Linked DNA regions of Homo sapiens: region 1 is linked to region 2. Evidence: read pairs that join two places in POLR2A ChIA-PET (ENCODE). Cell type or tissue: K562. All regions are shown on one strand.

The links. ChIA-PET counts read pairs that join two places held together with the same protein. Peaks named below come from ENCODE experiments on the same cell type or tissue, not always from the same donor. Only the 100,000 strongest peaks of a DNase experiment are listed, where the experiment ranks them.
Region 1: POLR2A ChIA-PET joins it to region 2 with 5 read pairs; 2 of 35 experiments call an interaction of 5 or more read pairs at or near these places.

What each region holds. Positions count from the first base shown.
Region 1 is chr13:60,105,732-60,113,731 of GRCh38, forward strand. DIAPH3 (diaphanous related formin 3) reads right to left here. Exons shown (of 28, transcript NM_001042517.2): 3 at 6,279-6,455. Among named protein-coding and RNA genes, the nearest start is that of DIAPH3-AS2, 35 kb to the right of the region's middle. In K562, no CTCF peak of the experiment used is centred here; no DNase peak of the experiment used is centred here.
Region 2 is chr13:59,490,943-59,498,942 of GRCh38, forward strand. All of the region lies in intron 4 of LOC107984625 (a long non-coding RNA gene), which reads right to left. Among named protein-coding and RNA genes, the nearest start is that of DIAPH3-AS1, 520 kb to the right of the region's middle. In K562, no CTCF peak of the experiment used is centred here; a DNase peak (open chromatin) is centred at 3,829.

The DNA of each region.
Region 1 (8,000 bases), 610 kb after region 2:
TTTAGATTGTAAGAAATAGAAAATGTTCACGATATAGGAAAGTAGATTTGTAAAGAATACTAATACTTGAAATAAGCTGCTGGTAGGAATCTATAGCAGTCAATAAACACTTAAGAGAATTAACACAAAGGGGTCTTTGTTGGTTTTTCTTTTCATTCAGACTCTTGGTTGACCCTTAAGATATTCCTTGCACACTCAACACAAAATTCATTTATTTGACCAAAGTAATAGCTATGCATAAATCTTTAACACCAAGAATTAAAGAGAATAAAGAAAGAAAAATTGTCATTAGTATGTACCCTAAGAGTGGCAATATGGAATAAGCTTAGCAAGATGAACCCTCCCCACCTCTATACCAAAAATATCAAAAGAACATGGTCACATCTGATTTTTATCGGTTCACCTGAGCCCTTCTTTTCTCCTCTGGAAAAACAGCTCTTAGATATTAAGGTTTATTATACAGTTGTGGTGACTAAGACAACAGACGTAAATGCAGAACTAGACAAACGAACTGATGGACAAAAATCAAACCTCAGAAACAAACCCACATGTGCACAAACTTGATCTATAACATTAGAGATATTACAAATCATAAAAAAGAATGAACTATTCAAATAAATGCTGCTGGAAAAACTATGTGGAAAAAAATTGGATCCACATCTCACATCAGGCATAGAGATATATATTTCTAATAATTTTAAATGAAAATATAGGAGAATAGATTTATGATGTCAGGATAGATTTCTTCAATAATATACAAAAAGGACAAACCATAAAAAGTTTGATAAATCTGACCACAATTTTACATTTTTGTACTTCAGCTCCCCTTTCCCGCTAACAAAAGTAAAAAGACAAGACTCGGTCTAGGACAAGATATTTGCAACACATATAAACTGAACACATGAGTATTATTCTGGCTATATGGGAAATTCTACAAATCAATATGAAAAAGACGGAAATCTCAAACAACAAAATGGGCAAAAATATAAACAGAAAATTCACAGAAGAGTAAAGCAAAGGGCCAATAAGCATGTGAAAAGATGTTCGGACACATTTATAATCAGAAAAATATAAATCCTTTAGTATGAGATATGCTGTTTACATTTGTTTACTTGCAAAACTTAAAAAGTCTAATACTAATGCAAACAGGGATGTTCTACAAATTAACCAGCCTGCAATCTTCAAAACTTTCAAATTCATAAAATACAAGGAAACATACGAACTATTCCAGACTGAAGAAGATTTTAAAAACATAACTGAATGCAACATATGATTCTGAACTAGATTCTTTTGCTATAAAGAGGATATTGGTACTATTGGTAAAACTTTAATAGTGTGTGAGGTAGAAATTGATCAGTGTTAACTTTCTGATTTTGGTGGCTATATTGTGGTCATATAGAAGGAAGTCCTTACTTGTGGAAAACATACACTGAAGTATTACAGGATTATGGGGCATTGAATCAGCAATTTACCATCAAATATCTCAGAAGAAAAAAGGTTTTGTTCCGTATAACTGTATTCTTATACAGACAGAAAAAAAAAAGGAAAGTTTCTTCAGTGTATGGGAGCAAAACTATTGGATTCAGGGTACTGTTAACCTCAGGGAAAAAAAGAAGATAAAAGCGGGAATTAGAAGAATTACACAAGGGATTTCACTTATATCCGTGGTGGTATTTTTTATATTATGTTCTATACTTTTTGTATGCCTGAAATACTGTATAATTTAAAAAAAACACTGCAGGACAAAATTAGATTCCACTCTATGTTATACACAGAAAATTGTTTCAAAGTCAAATATTAATGCCTTTGGTATTATCTAAACCAGGTTTCCCACACTGAAAAGCCAATGTATGTATTAAATAGTAGGTCATCTAAGTTCTTACTACCAGGACATACTTCAAACATACGCTTAAGAGATGACGATGGCATTTTATAAATGTGCTTTCTCCTACATTACAAAAAAGCCTGATAAACATCTTCCCAGTAAAAGAATAGAACATCACTATTCATACTTAAGTACTTCGTGCAATTTTATCAGGTCATTTTTTCTACACTTACAACAATTCTAGACAGGAAGTCCAGAATTTAAATAATTTTTGTCAGAATGATTTTGGTATCATTGGAACTCATTTAATGCCTGTTAATGATAGCATTCTGATAGATGAGCTTTCTTGCATAGCTTTCATTCTCTCAACCGATAGTGAAAATAAGAAAAGGTATGAATGCATGAAAAAAGCTATCTTCCATTCATTATTTTAATGTTTTTGTGTTATTGGGCTGACTAGCAATTAAAGCTAATCTCCATCTAAGTATAGTGTCTAAGGTGAAGAGAAATATAGTATCCTAGAAATCTTAAGTTAGGAAGCTGCACTTAACAGACATTTGTTTGGAATGATAAACCAATGGATGATACTGCATGGATATAATCTAATGGGAAGACAGATATCTAAAAAGTGAAAAGTAAAAAAAAAGAATGAATTTCACAATAGACTCATAAGCAGTTTTGAGAGGCAGGTTTAAGGAATCCTTAACTCAGCACATGTGAAGATAATTAAAGAAAACTAATGTTTAAACTAAGATTTAAAGTATGTATAAGGCCAGGCACGGTGGCTCACATCTGTAATCCCAGCACTTTGGGAGGCTGAAGCGGGTGGATCACTTGAGGTCAGGAATTCGAGACCAGCCTGGCCAACATGGTGAAACCACATCTCTACCAAAAATACAAAAATTAGCTGGCATGGTGGTATGTGCCTGTAGTCCCTGCTACTCAGGAGGCTGAAGCAGGGATTGCTTGAACCCGGGAGACAGAAGTTGCAATAAGCCAAGATCATGCCACTGCACTCCAGCCTGGGTGACACAGCAAGACTCCGTCTCGAAAAAAAAATAAAAATTAAAAAATGAAGTATAAGAAGTCTCTAACAGAGGCATGGAGGGAGATAAATGGCAGAGAACACTGCAGTATCCTAGATAAGAGGTCATGAAAGCTTGAACTAAAGCAGGGGGGAAATAAACTTAAGAGCTAATGAAGATAGAGAAGTAAATGGATGTGACTGATGCCTTAATGAGATCAACTATGACTCCCAAGTATGACTTCAGTGGGGACTTCTGAGATAAGAAATTAAGAGTGAAGCAGAAATTTTGGTGAGTGGGTGTGTGTGTTGGGGGGAGGTGTGTGTGTATTTAGGAAATATGATGAGTTCACTTTCTGATGTGTTGAGGTTCAGCATCTTTTAGAGAGCTGGATTATAACTGCTCTTCTGTAGAAGACATACCAAGGTGTCACAATATAAAAGATATTCTCCATGAAAGGGCTCAAGTCTCCCAAAAGGAGTACGCAGAAAACTCAAGTGTATAAAGATAAGACTGACAGGCAGAGGCAACACTGAGAGGAAGTAAAAGAACACATAGAAGGATATGGAGAGTAAACTGGAAAAAACTGGCCAGAGAGAAGGAAAATTAGGAAAAGTGAAGTGTGTGTCACAGAGACACACACTTCTTTCACACGGTGTGTGACTGCCACAGAACCAGTCAAGCCGACCAGGATTTCTCACTTACAGAACTATAATAAATGTGTGTTGCTTTAAATCACAAAGTCCGTGGTAATTTGTTACGGCAGCAATAGGAAACTAATACAACACTCTAGGAAACCAATAGATACCTTAGGCCAGCAAGTGCTCATTCCTTCCCTCCCCCGACCCCAATCTAGTCTTGGAAGAGACAAATTCAGTCCAGAGAATAGGGAAGAATGGAAAAGCAAGATGGAGGAAAAGAGGCCAACCACATCCCCAACAACTGCCCCTACTGGAGACTAGAAATGGAACAAGCTTGAACAAGGGAAAAGGAGCAGCTTTCTTTGGGTGAAAATTAATTTATATTAAGCTAGGGTTTGTATTATCTGAAACCAACAGGAAATCTCTGGAACCTACCTGGGACTTTTAACCAGGATCAGAAGAAAAATAAGCTCAGAGGGCTGATTTAAAGGTGCAACAGCTGGAATAAACTAGCCACTTCCAACTTACACCTATCATGTTCACCTTGTTCAAAAAACACTACTTACAGGTATCTAAGAGTTCAGGAGTAATCACTGAAATTGACTTCAGAAACGTAAGTTGTAAATGTAGTGATGAACACAACTATTTCACGTATCTAATAGTCATACAGAAACCAATATGGGCTTTCAGCTAGAATTTCAGCTTTCACCAAAAGACAAACGGGGGGAAAAGTCTTTAAGTATAACTAAAAATTCAACACCACTTTTAAGAATGCACACAGAAACTAGACTATTACCCAGAGACCAAGTAAATCAATTTCCCAAGTGAAATGAGTATGAATGTTGAAGTTATTACACTGTACTTCACATTCATTAAGTAATCAAGTCAGCACAGTCTTTCAAAGGACTGTCTTGAGGAGGGAAAAGAGGTGTTCTTCAAAACAAAGTTGTTACTTCATGTAAAAATTACTAAATACCTTTGATAATGATAAATAAGAACAATCATTGTAAAAATTGCACAATGCCAAAGCAAAGAACCTAGATGCAAACTTTAAATAGTATAAAGCCTCTGTAGGTACAAATGCCAAAAGGTTACCATGGCTGATTATTCAATGTTGCTTTCTCAAGAGAATTCTTATTAATAAAAATGTAACAGATACGTACAAGCCAAAAATCAAGCCAGTTTAAATCTAGCATTCTCCACAGACATAGAAATAGCTCTAAATTTGTCAAAAATATGGTACCCTGAGAAGTTTGAAAAATATCCTAATCCACATTTAAAGAAGGCAACAACACCCTTCAAAAGCCTTTCAGCTTCAGAATCAATAGCAGTTTTTCCCTACAGAGTACTGTAGTATACTCAAGGAATCAGTAAGGGAAAGAAAGAATCTGTTTCTTATTTTTTAAAAAGGGCTTAGTTGTAATTGTCTCATCCCTTAGCAAATTGGACAGCCCTGAGAAGGCAACAATTTCATTTTATTTCTGCTGAGTTACTCCAGTGAGGGTTTGATCACCAAAATCTAATGCCAATAGGTAGACCTGCTTAAGGGTGAAAAAGTGATCTGGCCCAGTTATTTTAAAAGTATTCTGTAAATATTTCAAAAATGCTGATATTCATCTGACCTCTAAATAATATTAAAATATATAGTATTAGCCCCCTCCCAGCTACGAGTAACAGAAAACTAACATAAACTATATTCAGTACTTTCTAGGTAGTTGTACTTTTAACTTGTGGAAATAAAATGTGGCCTCCATAAATGTTTAACATCAATGGGCTACTTAGTCCACTTACTCAGATGGCACCCTCAATTATGATGAAATTTTTTAACTTAGTAGCCACAAGTGAACCATAAAAGTGTCATCCTGAAATCTCATGGATGGATAACCTAGGTGAGTGGTTCGATATATAGTGCACGGATGGGAGAAAAGTGCACTTTACGATCTTGAGTCCTCAAAGATAGTACTGAAGAGAGTTACCTTCATATAGGCCTCATTAACAGAGGCAAAGGCTAACCAGAAAAAGGTTAGGCATCCAGAAAAAGACGTAGAAAGTGAGTTCAAGTCTCCACAGATCTAAGTGTTGCAAAAAGAACCTGTTTATCCTAAAAACTAAGAAAAGAATAAAACAAGTTAGGTCTAAGATCCAGCCCATAACAATGCAAACAGTAGAGCACAGTGACTGTCATTTTAACATGGACTGGACTCAGACCACTTAGATCAGGGGTCCCCAACCCCGTTAGCAACTGGGCCACACAGCAGGAGATGAGTGGCAGGCCAGCCAGCATTACCAGCTGAGCTCCGCCTCTTGTCAGATCAGCAGTGGCATTACATTCTCAAAGGAGCACAAACTCCATGGTGAACTGTGCACGCTTCTTATGAGCATCTAACTAATGCCTGATGATGTGAGGTGGAACAGTTTCATTCCAAAATCATCTCCACCACCCCCCAAACGCTCATGGAAAAATTGTCTTCCATAAAATCAGTCCCTGGTGCCAAAAAGGTTGGGGACCGCTGACTTAAATATCTACTCAAGACAAAAATATACCGTTCGATACTTTGGAGTATTTGTTTTCACATACTCTTTACAAAACCAAAACCTGGTATGTTGTTTTTCTTCAGATTTCATATTTTTGTAATCCAAAAACTCTTTGTGGCTGAAGTGCTATCTTAAGTGACATCAGAAATTAGCCTATGGAGTATGACTACCAAAAATGCTTAGAGTTCCATTAACATGAGCAAAAGCTAAGGCTTTTTCCTCAAACATTTCCTAAAGAATCAAAATTCTTACCATCATTTTTTCAAAAAGTTCTAAGAGTTCATTCTCTGACAGTGGCTTTGGAAAGTTCTCCATCATCTCTAAAGGTGCTGCTGAGCAATCACTGCTTGCAAATGCAGTCTTCAGGTTGGGAAGTGGAGGTCTCTCTTTCTTGCTCCCTGGAATTCTTATGCTGGCAAATTTGTCCAGCTACAAAGAAAGACAGAATGACACACGTGTAAGTATTTCCTTTCCCAACATTTATCTCATCTCAAAAATGAGAAAAACAAAGAGGGCCAATCGTGTTATCATTGTGATTTCATCAAGAGGCATTCAGCATTGGAATATTTAAAATTAATAATAATAAAGAGTGGTGAAAATTTTTCAGCAACCATTCTATCTAAAGATTGAAGAGAGCTCAGACAACATTGAAAGATTCCTTCTAATCTTAAAACCACACATAGATTTGAGCTTCTAATGACAGGTGACCTTTGCTTTATATATTAGCAAATTAAGCAGTTTAGAAAGATTACTTAGATAATTTAGTGTTGGTCCCAAACTAGTACTCACTGTCCCATCTCCCACCCCCTCCTGGCCCCTCTGCCTATTGCCCTTTCCATAATGCATCCTGTCTCTCGGAGTGGGGGTGGGAGGGGAACATGATTTAGGAATTTTTAGGAATTGAATTCTACTTATATCTTCATAGCTTAGTGGCCTGATAAACTATTTATCTTTGTTCAGGCTGGTCTGTATGTGAACTTCTTGAATATCTACAGGGCAAAATGGTTAAGGCCTTAAGAAATAAACCTAGATTTTTGTTGCAATGAAATTTCTTCTACAACTAGATAATCAAATAGCTTGCTGACATTCAAAAAAGCATAGATATTAGTTTACAAAGCTAATTATTCATTTATTCAAAATTGTTTGAATTTCACAAGTTATATTGCTCACAAAGAACCCAGACTCATACATTTCATGACTAATACAATGTTTCAACAATCAAAAATGCAAAAAGTCTTAAGCTGAACCAGGCATCAAGAATAGAAGTATACTCAAACAGCACAGTGATTCCATGAGTTTTTTTTTATCATTGTTGTATACATTTTTAAGCTACTGTTCTCACCACGTATACTGTATATAAACCTGTACTATTCATTATGGTAGCCACTAGCTATGTATGATTATTAAATTAAATTGAATGATATTAAAAATTCAGTTCCTTCATTGGACTAGCCTACATTTCAAGTGCTCAAGAGCCACATGTGGCCAGCATACTAATACATATAGAACATTTCCATCATTGCAAAAAGTTTTAATGGACAGAGCTGGTATAGCCATTAAAAACGTCTGATACCTCAAAGGTTCAATTCAAAAGGACAATTAAGTCACAGTATTGTTTATTCAATTCACTAAAGAAATAGGATTTCTTCAAATAATGAGATGTAAAGATAAGTATTATCTTTCAAAATAGGTTTCTAAATTTACTATGAAGATAATGTCTAGGAAAAATACTATGTACTGCACTCACCCATGGTCCACCTAACATCACTTAAACATTAAAGTACTAAGAATACGACAGCTTTCTGTAGGATTTAGAAAGTTGTCATAAAACACCACTGCTCTCATTCTAACCACCAAAACAAACCAGAAAACGTATAAAGTTATACTTGCTGTTGTCGTCAACCCAACAGAAAACTGAAGACCCAAAGAAATCTACAAGAATCAAATACCAGAAAATGACAAGCTGCTCTTATC
Region 2 (8,000 bases):
AATGATCAACAACAGAAACCCCAGGGCCCCTTTCTTCTGGCCCCCACTTCTATTTCACTCAGTTCCCTCATCTGAAAAATAAAACCACTGCCCACCTCACAGTATCATGATGAGCTCCTTTTTATTAAATGACAGAACAAATAAAAAGGAGCTAGCACAGTGCCTGACATACAGTAGATAGTTTAAAAATACAGTCATCCCTTGATATCTGTATGGATTGGTTCCAGAACCTCCCTCAGATCCCAAAATCAGCGATGCTAGAGTCCCTGATGTAAAGGGGTGTAGGATTTGCATATAACCTATGCACATCCTCCTATATACTTCACATCATCTCTAGATTACTTATAATACCAAATACAATGTAAATGCTATATAAAGAGTTGTTGTATAGTGAATAATGACAAAAAATCTGTACATGTTCAATACTGATACATTTTTTTCAAATGTTTTTGATCTGCAGTTTGTTGAATCCGTGGTGTGGAACCCATGGGTACAGAGGGCCGACTGTATTCATTTCTTTCCTTCTTTCCTTAAGCTACAGACAGCCCTTACTAAACACTGTTAAGGGACTAATGGCTTAAGGTAAAAAGACTAGTGGGAAGTGGGGAATTAGTTCTGTCATTAAGCCACTGCTCCTATACCATATCTACTGATTTATTCTTTCCCCAAATGTGTGTTTTTCTAAATGTAGATAGGTCAGAAAAAATGGCTTCAATATAGGAATTAAATGAGTATAATAATAGTAATAATCACTAATAATATCTAGCTTCAGAAGTGTAAGAAAATTGGCTTGTTTCTTTAATAGAAAAGTCTACGGTTTTCTTTTTTGGTCCCTAGAAAACTGAATCATGATTTATTCCTGTGTGTTAGGAGGGGATCTGTTCTGCTAAAATCATTAGATTTATTTAAGTTCACACAACAGAAGGAGACATTCTGGAGGCTCTTTTTCATTGTTAAATGAGCACCTATGTGGTAGTGTCACAGATGAAGGAGATAAAGGCACTTTGAGGAATAAAAGAGAAAAGGCACTTTGAGGAATAAAAGAGAAAAGGCACTAGCATAAAAATTAATCAGATTAAGTGTATTAGTAGATAGAGATCTGCAATCTGTTTTCTACACCCCCTGTGTGACAACATGATGAAGGTAATCAGGAAAACTACTGGAGAGGGCCCACAGTTTAAAGACCAATATGCTAGAAACAAAGGCTTCCCTGAAGTACTCTTTATGATGCTACACCTAACTCTCAGCAGGACAGCTAATTTCTCACACCAATCAGTCCATTGCAAGAAATGCTGAGGTGGAAAAAAAAATCCCTGCTGCACACTTTCCTGTCTTTCCCCAGATTCTAAATCTTCACACTGAAAATAATTTGCAAGCACAGGCATCTCTGAGATTCAATGGATTTTCCCTACCACCCCTCTTTGTTCCTTCAATCCTAGAGGGATGCTCCAAGCAGACAGGAAATGTGACCCAGAAGTGTGGCGACATATTTTTGTCTTGTTTCAGGAAGATGAGTGTTTCTCAGTCTCCTCTAGTTGAACTCACACATTCCATCTTTGGAGAAAGTTTTAAACAGTTCCGGCTTATTCAGAGTCCTTCTTAGGACCAGTTTAGGAAGCTGCCTGCAGGGACACAATGGCTGTGGTGGGCACAGCACTTTGAATACATACCTTCAGGGATGGGAGTATGCTACTGATTTTGTTTTTCTTTTCTTTTTTTTTTTTTTTTGAGATGAAGTTTCACTCTTGTTGCCCAGGCTGGAGTGCAATGGCACGATCTCAGCTCACCACAACCTCCGCCTCCCGGGTGTCAAGGGATTCTCCGCCTCAGCCTCCTGAGTAACTGGGATTACAGGCACCCGCCACCACGCCTGGTTAATTATATATTTTTAGTAGAGACGGGTTTCTTCATGTTGGTCGGGCTGGTCTCGAACTCCCAACTTCAGGTGATCCGCCCGCCTTGGCCTCCCAAAGTGCTGGGATTACAGGCATGAGCCACTGCGCCCAGCCAACTACTGATATTTTCTTATCATGACTTCCTGGGCAAGATTTTTTGTTACCAATCAATATCCATCCTAACCCAGGTCACACTTCAAGAATCTATTTAAACGATCCTATACTGACTAACAGCTTGATAGAATATAATCACATAAACTTCAAATTAGTTATAATTTTTCCCTTTGAATATAAAATGTTATTTAAAGTCTTCCTAACAAAATAAATGAAAAATATGTGGATATTCCACAGAAATCTCTATATCTAGGCAGCCTTTACCTAAGTGAAACCAGTCACAGAAAATGTATCCATATTAACCAATAATTATTGATTTACTTTCATTTATCAATAATTCATTTATTTCCATATTGAAACAGGATTTAAGGGTAAGGAAATCAGGGATGATTAAAGTAAAATGTCTTGGGTTCAAACTGACACCAAGAAGCCTAAACATGCTCAGAGATGCCATTAGTCAATATGGAAAATGTGGGCAATCTAGGAAAAACCTGTTGTCTTCCCACTCCAACCCTGAGCAGCCCTGTGGGCCAAGAGTTTGTTGAACAGAAGTAGGGGGGTCTAAATTTCAGACCCCATGTTCTACCTCAGCCAGGTGCATTTTTACATTTCACAAACAATTCAGTCACCGAAAGCAGCCCAGGCCACATTCTACAGCAGAGTGAGAGCAGATCAGTAATGAGTCCTTGCTTAATAACAGAAACTGTCTTGCAGGTGAATCTTTGAAAAGGTGGCCTCTCCTTCATCCTTGTGGTTATTCAAGTGAAAGTGAAAGGTTTCCCTGTCATGACATAAAACTGAGCAAAAAACAATCACCATATCTCTTGCCAACTTTGTCTCCTTGACTCAGGAAGATTTTAAATATAGAACAAATACTGCTTGCATCAGTAGCAATCCAGCCTCTATGTCACTATTGGATTAATAATGCTTTAGGATACATATCTCCAATATGAAAGGCTCTATCTAGCACACCAAATACCCTGATACAAGAACACTTCCTACTGTAGGCATGGCTATAGTAGTATATACTCAGTGTAATAGATGAGCAGTTATATTCTTTAGATATATAGAATAAATTTTATCTTTTGAAATGAAAATTCTAACACATTACTCTTCACAAGAAAAAAAGTCATAATCAGTTAAGACATTAGAACCCACCCAAATAATTTCTTCTGAATCATCTCTCTATTTGCTCGACTTCTCCCTTGCCCCCATGCTCCCACTGTCTGTAGTTACCAGATAGTAAACATGAATGCTGAATCAAGAATGAAAGAAAAACAGAAACATATATTTATGTAAACTTGTATTGATTCAACTAGGGAGAAACCCCACAGCTTTCAAGGCCTGAGTCACAAATCATTGTGATCAGAAATGCTGATGTGCTAGGAATGCACAAGTATTTTTGCTTATTATCATGGCCCAGGCCTGTTGCAGAGCAAGAGTTAAGCTGAAAAACAGTAAATATGGTTTTAAGCTTCCATTTATCAGGCAATATTTTGGGAAAGGGAGGACACAGTGGTGATGAGTCCAGGCTTGTATATTGAGCTCTACACTCAGTCACCAAAAGATCCACATTTGGGAAAATCAGAGGGAGGTCACACCACCTTTCCAAACAAGAGAAAACTCTGTTCTTCCCAAGATGACCTGAAATGTTCTAATTATTGGTTATTCCCTCTGGTCGGTGATGCAGCCAACAAGCACGTAGAGTTCAGTGAACCCACAAGCGCACAGCTGTTATCTTTGACTTATGGCCAAAACAAAAATTGGAACAGAATTTACTCAGACAAGTGTAAAGGCTTCTGTTTAAAACAGCTATTTTCTAAGCCAGATAAACAGCTTTGAAATGGAGAAGAAATGAATCCTTTCCTAGAATGTCTGAACCAAAGTGAGGTCAGCATCTTGAAGACAAGATGTTAACATAGATTACCCACACGGCTGCACAAGTCTCCCAAAGCATGAGACAGCCTCCACACCTCTGAGTTATCTGTAACTTTTTTTTTTTTTGGGGGGTCAACTTTTTGTGTTTTGGAAACAACTTTCTGCATTTGGGAAAGGTGGCTATGTTTAGTTAGTTGGTGACATAAAACATTAAGAACAGAGAATTGCTGTCCTGGAAGCTTCTGTGAGCCAGCAATTGCATAGGCTAGTGGCCTCTTTGGCCAGTAGCATCAGAGGCTCTTATGTGGCAGTTTGAGGGCAGAAAGAAACAGAGTGGTATTACTGTGGGCTTGAGTTAGTGATTCCGGCCTTTGAATTTCCACTAAGAAACATTAGCAAATACCCAATTTTTTATAGGTGGCAAAGGGACTGGTAAGAAATAGCTGGTAGGAGAAGCAGGGAAAAATCACCCTCCCAGTTACCTACACAAATACTGTGTGTCTGTGCTAATCTGGCAATCCATCTTACAATCACCAAACAGTGCAGAGCAAGGAAGCAATTCGCACTGCAATAGTGCTCCTCAGAGCTTTTCATAGCTTGATGCCTATTGCAGCTGCTTATATTGTACCAGCAGGTGGGTATAAAATAGCAGATTCCGGAGCCTACAAAAGCCGTGTCCCAGGGTAGAAGAGGAGATGATTTTTTTTCCAGTAGAGTGAATATGCATATCAATGTACCTGAATGGAGAGCTGGGTCCTGGTGAGCTGTCATCAGCACCAAATCTGTCTGTACTTCCATCTCAAGTGGTCTATTTGAGCGATAACAAGGCTTATGTAGCAAGGGTTTAAAAAGCCTGCTTCTCTCTTGATTCTAGGGGGTTTACAGACTACGTCTGCAGTGCGGACAGCCTTGAGCCCACTATCAACATTCATTCATTCCCAAATTCTCTCTGCACTCATCATTTGCAGCAATAATAAAATCTCACCAGTTTGGAAGTCCTGGGTTTTCTAGAATAGTAAGCACCAAGTATCCAGACATTGTAAGAACAATTATAACTACATGGCATCGTGGCCTGTTCTAATATACTCTATCGTTAAGGCAGTCAGCTGCTTAATTAGTGTCAACTTCATACCCAGTGGGCAGGGATAGTTATCAGAAGCCCACTGAACAAATGGACGGGACGTTTCAAACCTTCGAGCATCAAGCTTCTCCAAAAATAACAAGAAGTGACAGCTGAAGTCATGCTTAACAGAATTGGTTTAAAAATGTGAAATGGTTTTTAAAAGCAGCACTGCCTTCATATTGGGTGTGAATGAGGCTTTGTATGAAATATTATAGGAGGGGAAATCCCTAATAAAGCTGAGACTCATGCTTTGTTCTCAGTGTCTGACAATTGGATCTCTCTAGATAATACTTGAAAGGACTGAGAGGTGTGGCAGCAGATGGGTGGGAGGCCAAGGCTGTGTAAAACAACCCTCTGAGAAAGAGTTTCAGCGAGCTGCATAAGCGGCACCATCAGGACCCATCTGTGTAACAATTCCAGGACTGTTGCTTATCTGGTCATTTGTTTTCATAAAATGAGCAAGGAGAATCATGCCTGCCACATTCCTTGCCTCCCTTAGACCGTATGTCTCCTGCTGGTAGTTGTCTGGTTATTTTATTTTACCCTTTCACCACCCGATTCATAGCTTTCTTAGAATCCTCTAACACTGGGGTCAGAAAAATTTTTCTGTAAGAGGACAGATAGTAAATAGATTAAAAGTTTGCAGACCATACAGTTTCCATCACAACTACTGAACGCTGAGGTTATAGCGTGACAGCAGCCACAGACAACACACAAATAAATGGGCATGGCTGAGTCCCAAGAAACGTTATCTACAAATATAGGTTGGGTGTCACATTTAGCCCACAGCCACAATTTGGGGATCTCTTCTCTAAGACACTGTATCTTAAATAAAGTCAGCTGTGGGAAATACTGTGGGTTTTATTTAGTTTTCTACACTTCCATAACTATCTGTGGTAGATTCTTAGAGCAGCAGCTCCCTCATTTGTTCATGCCTCCCACTCTCCAGGCCCCGGGGAGTTTTCTTCCATACTGACGGTTATGGGCTGAATTGCATCCTCCCAAAATTCATATGCTGAAGGCCTAACCCTTAGTACTTCAGAATGTAACCATATTTGCAGATAAGGTCTTTAGAGGGATGATTAAGTTAACAATGAGGCCATAACCCCTAATCCAACATAACCAGTGTCCTTATAAGAAGAGGAAGAGACACCAGAGATGCAAACATAGAGAAAAGACCATGTGAAGAGGCAGCAAGAGGGCAGCCATATGCAAGCCAACAAGATAGGCTTCAGAGGAAACAAGCCCCAGACACCTTGATCTTTGACTTTCAGATTCTAGAACCATGAGGAAACAAATTTCTGTTGTTTAAGCCACCTAACTTAGGGTATTTTGTTATGGCAGCCCAGGGAAACTAATATACTGACGCTGGGCCAATCATGTGACTTTGGCCAAGGGGCAGTAGCAAACACGATATAAGCAAAGACTTGGAAAATGTCTCTTGCTGCTCTTGAGAGTCCTGCCAGCAACTAAGTCTGGGCTAATCTGCTGGATGGGGCGATAACATGGCCAGTCAGCTCATCAAGTCAAACCCCAGAAGCAGCTGCCTAGCTGACTGCCAGCCACCACACATGCATGAGAGACTCCAACAGAGATCAGCAGAAGAGCCACACAGCTGAGACCAGTCCCAACTGTGGACCCACAGAATATTGCTATTGTTTTAAACCATGAAGTTTTAAGGTAGTTTGTTACATACATGAGGCAACTGGTATACCACCTACCCACTTCCCATGTTTTCTCTACCCTAATACTCAGACTATCTTCTTTGTCTCTTGCTTACTTGGGCTGCTTCAAAGCGGCACTCCTTTATTCAACTCTGGCCTACCCTCTCCAACCAGCTGGTAGTTCAGTCTGGTGCCTCATCCACTCAAGACACCACTCTCTGCTGGGTGAGCATATTCATTTTCTCTTGCTATGATAACAAATTACCATAAACTTTGCAACTTAAAACAGCATGCACATTTATTATCTCCAAGGTCTGTAGGTCAGAAGCTTGACACGGATCTCACCAGGTTAAAATCAAAGTGTCGGCAGGACTGTGTTCCTTCCTGTAGGCTCTGAATCAGTTTCCTTGCTATTCAGATTGTTGGTAGAATTTATTTTCTTGCTGCTGTAGGATGGAGAGCTCTGTTTTCTTGCTGGCTGTGAGCTAAGGGGTGTTCCCAGCCTCCAGGGAACACCCACATGTCTCAGCTGTTAGTTCCTTTCTTCCATCTTCAAAGCCAGCAAGGTAGGTCAAGTCCCTCTCATGTTTCAAATCTCTCCTGCCTCTTCATTTATCACATTTCTCCGACTCCAGTGAGCAAAATTTCTCTGCTTTTAAGGGTTTATGTGATTAGATGCGGCCCACCCTGATAATCCAGGATGATCTCCCTATCTCCAGATCCATAACCTTGATCCCATCTGTAAAAAGCCCCTTTTGCCACATAACATAGCACATTCATAGGATCTAGGGATGAGGATGTGGATATTTTGAAAAAAGAAGGGATACATTATTCTGACTACAATAGTTGGCAACTTGTGGCAATGAAATCAGAGACTGCCTGGCAGTGGTGGCTCATGTCTGTAATCCCAGCACACTTTGGGAGGCTGAGGCAAGAGGATCACTTGAGCTGAGGAATTTGAGACCAGCCTGGGCAACATAGTGAGACCCCTTGCTTTCAAAAGAATTTTTGAAAATAGCCAGGTGTGGTGACATGTACCCGTAGTCCCAGCTGCTCAGGTGGCTGAGGCAGGAAGCTCTCTTGAGCCCAAGAGGTCAAGGCAATAGTGAGTCGTGATCATGCCACTGTATTCCAGCCTGGGCAACAGAGCAAGACCCTGTCTCAAAAAAAAAAAAAAAAAAAAAAAAGAACAGAGAAAAAGGAAGAAATCACAGATTCTAGTTCTCACCAACTCTCCATTACAATGGGGATTTTTACAAAGCTAACTACAAACTCGATGTGGCCCAATCCCCTCCACAACCACCATAGAGCAGCCCCAATAGTCTA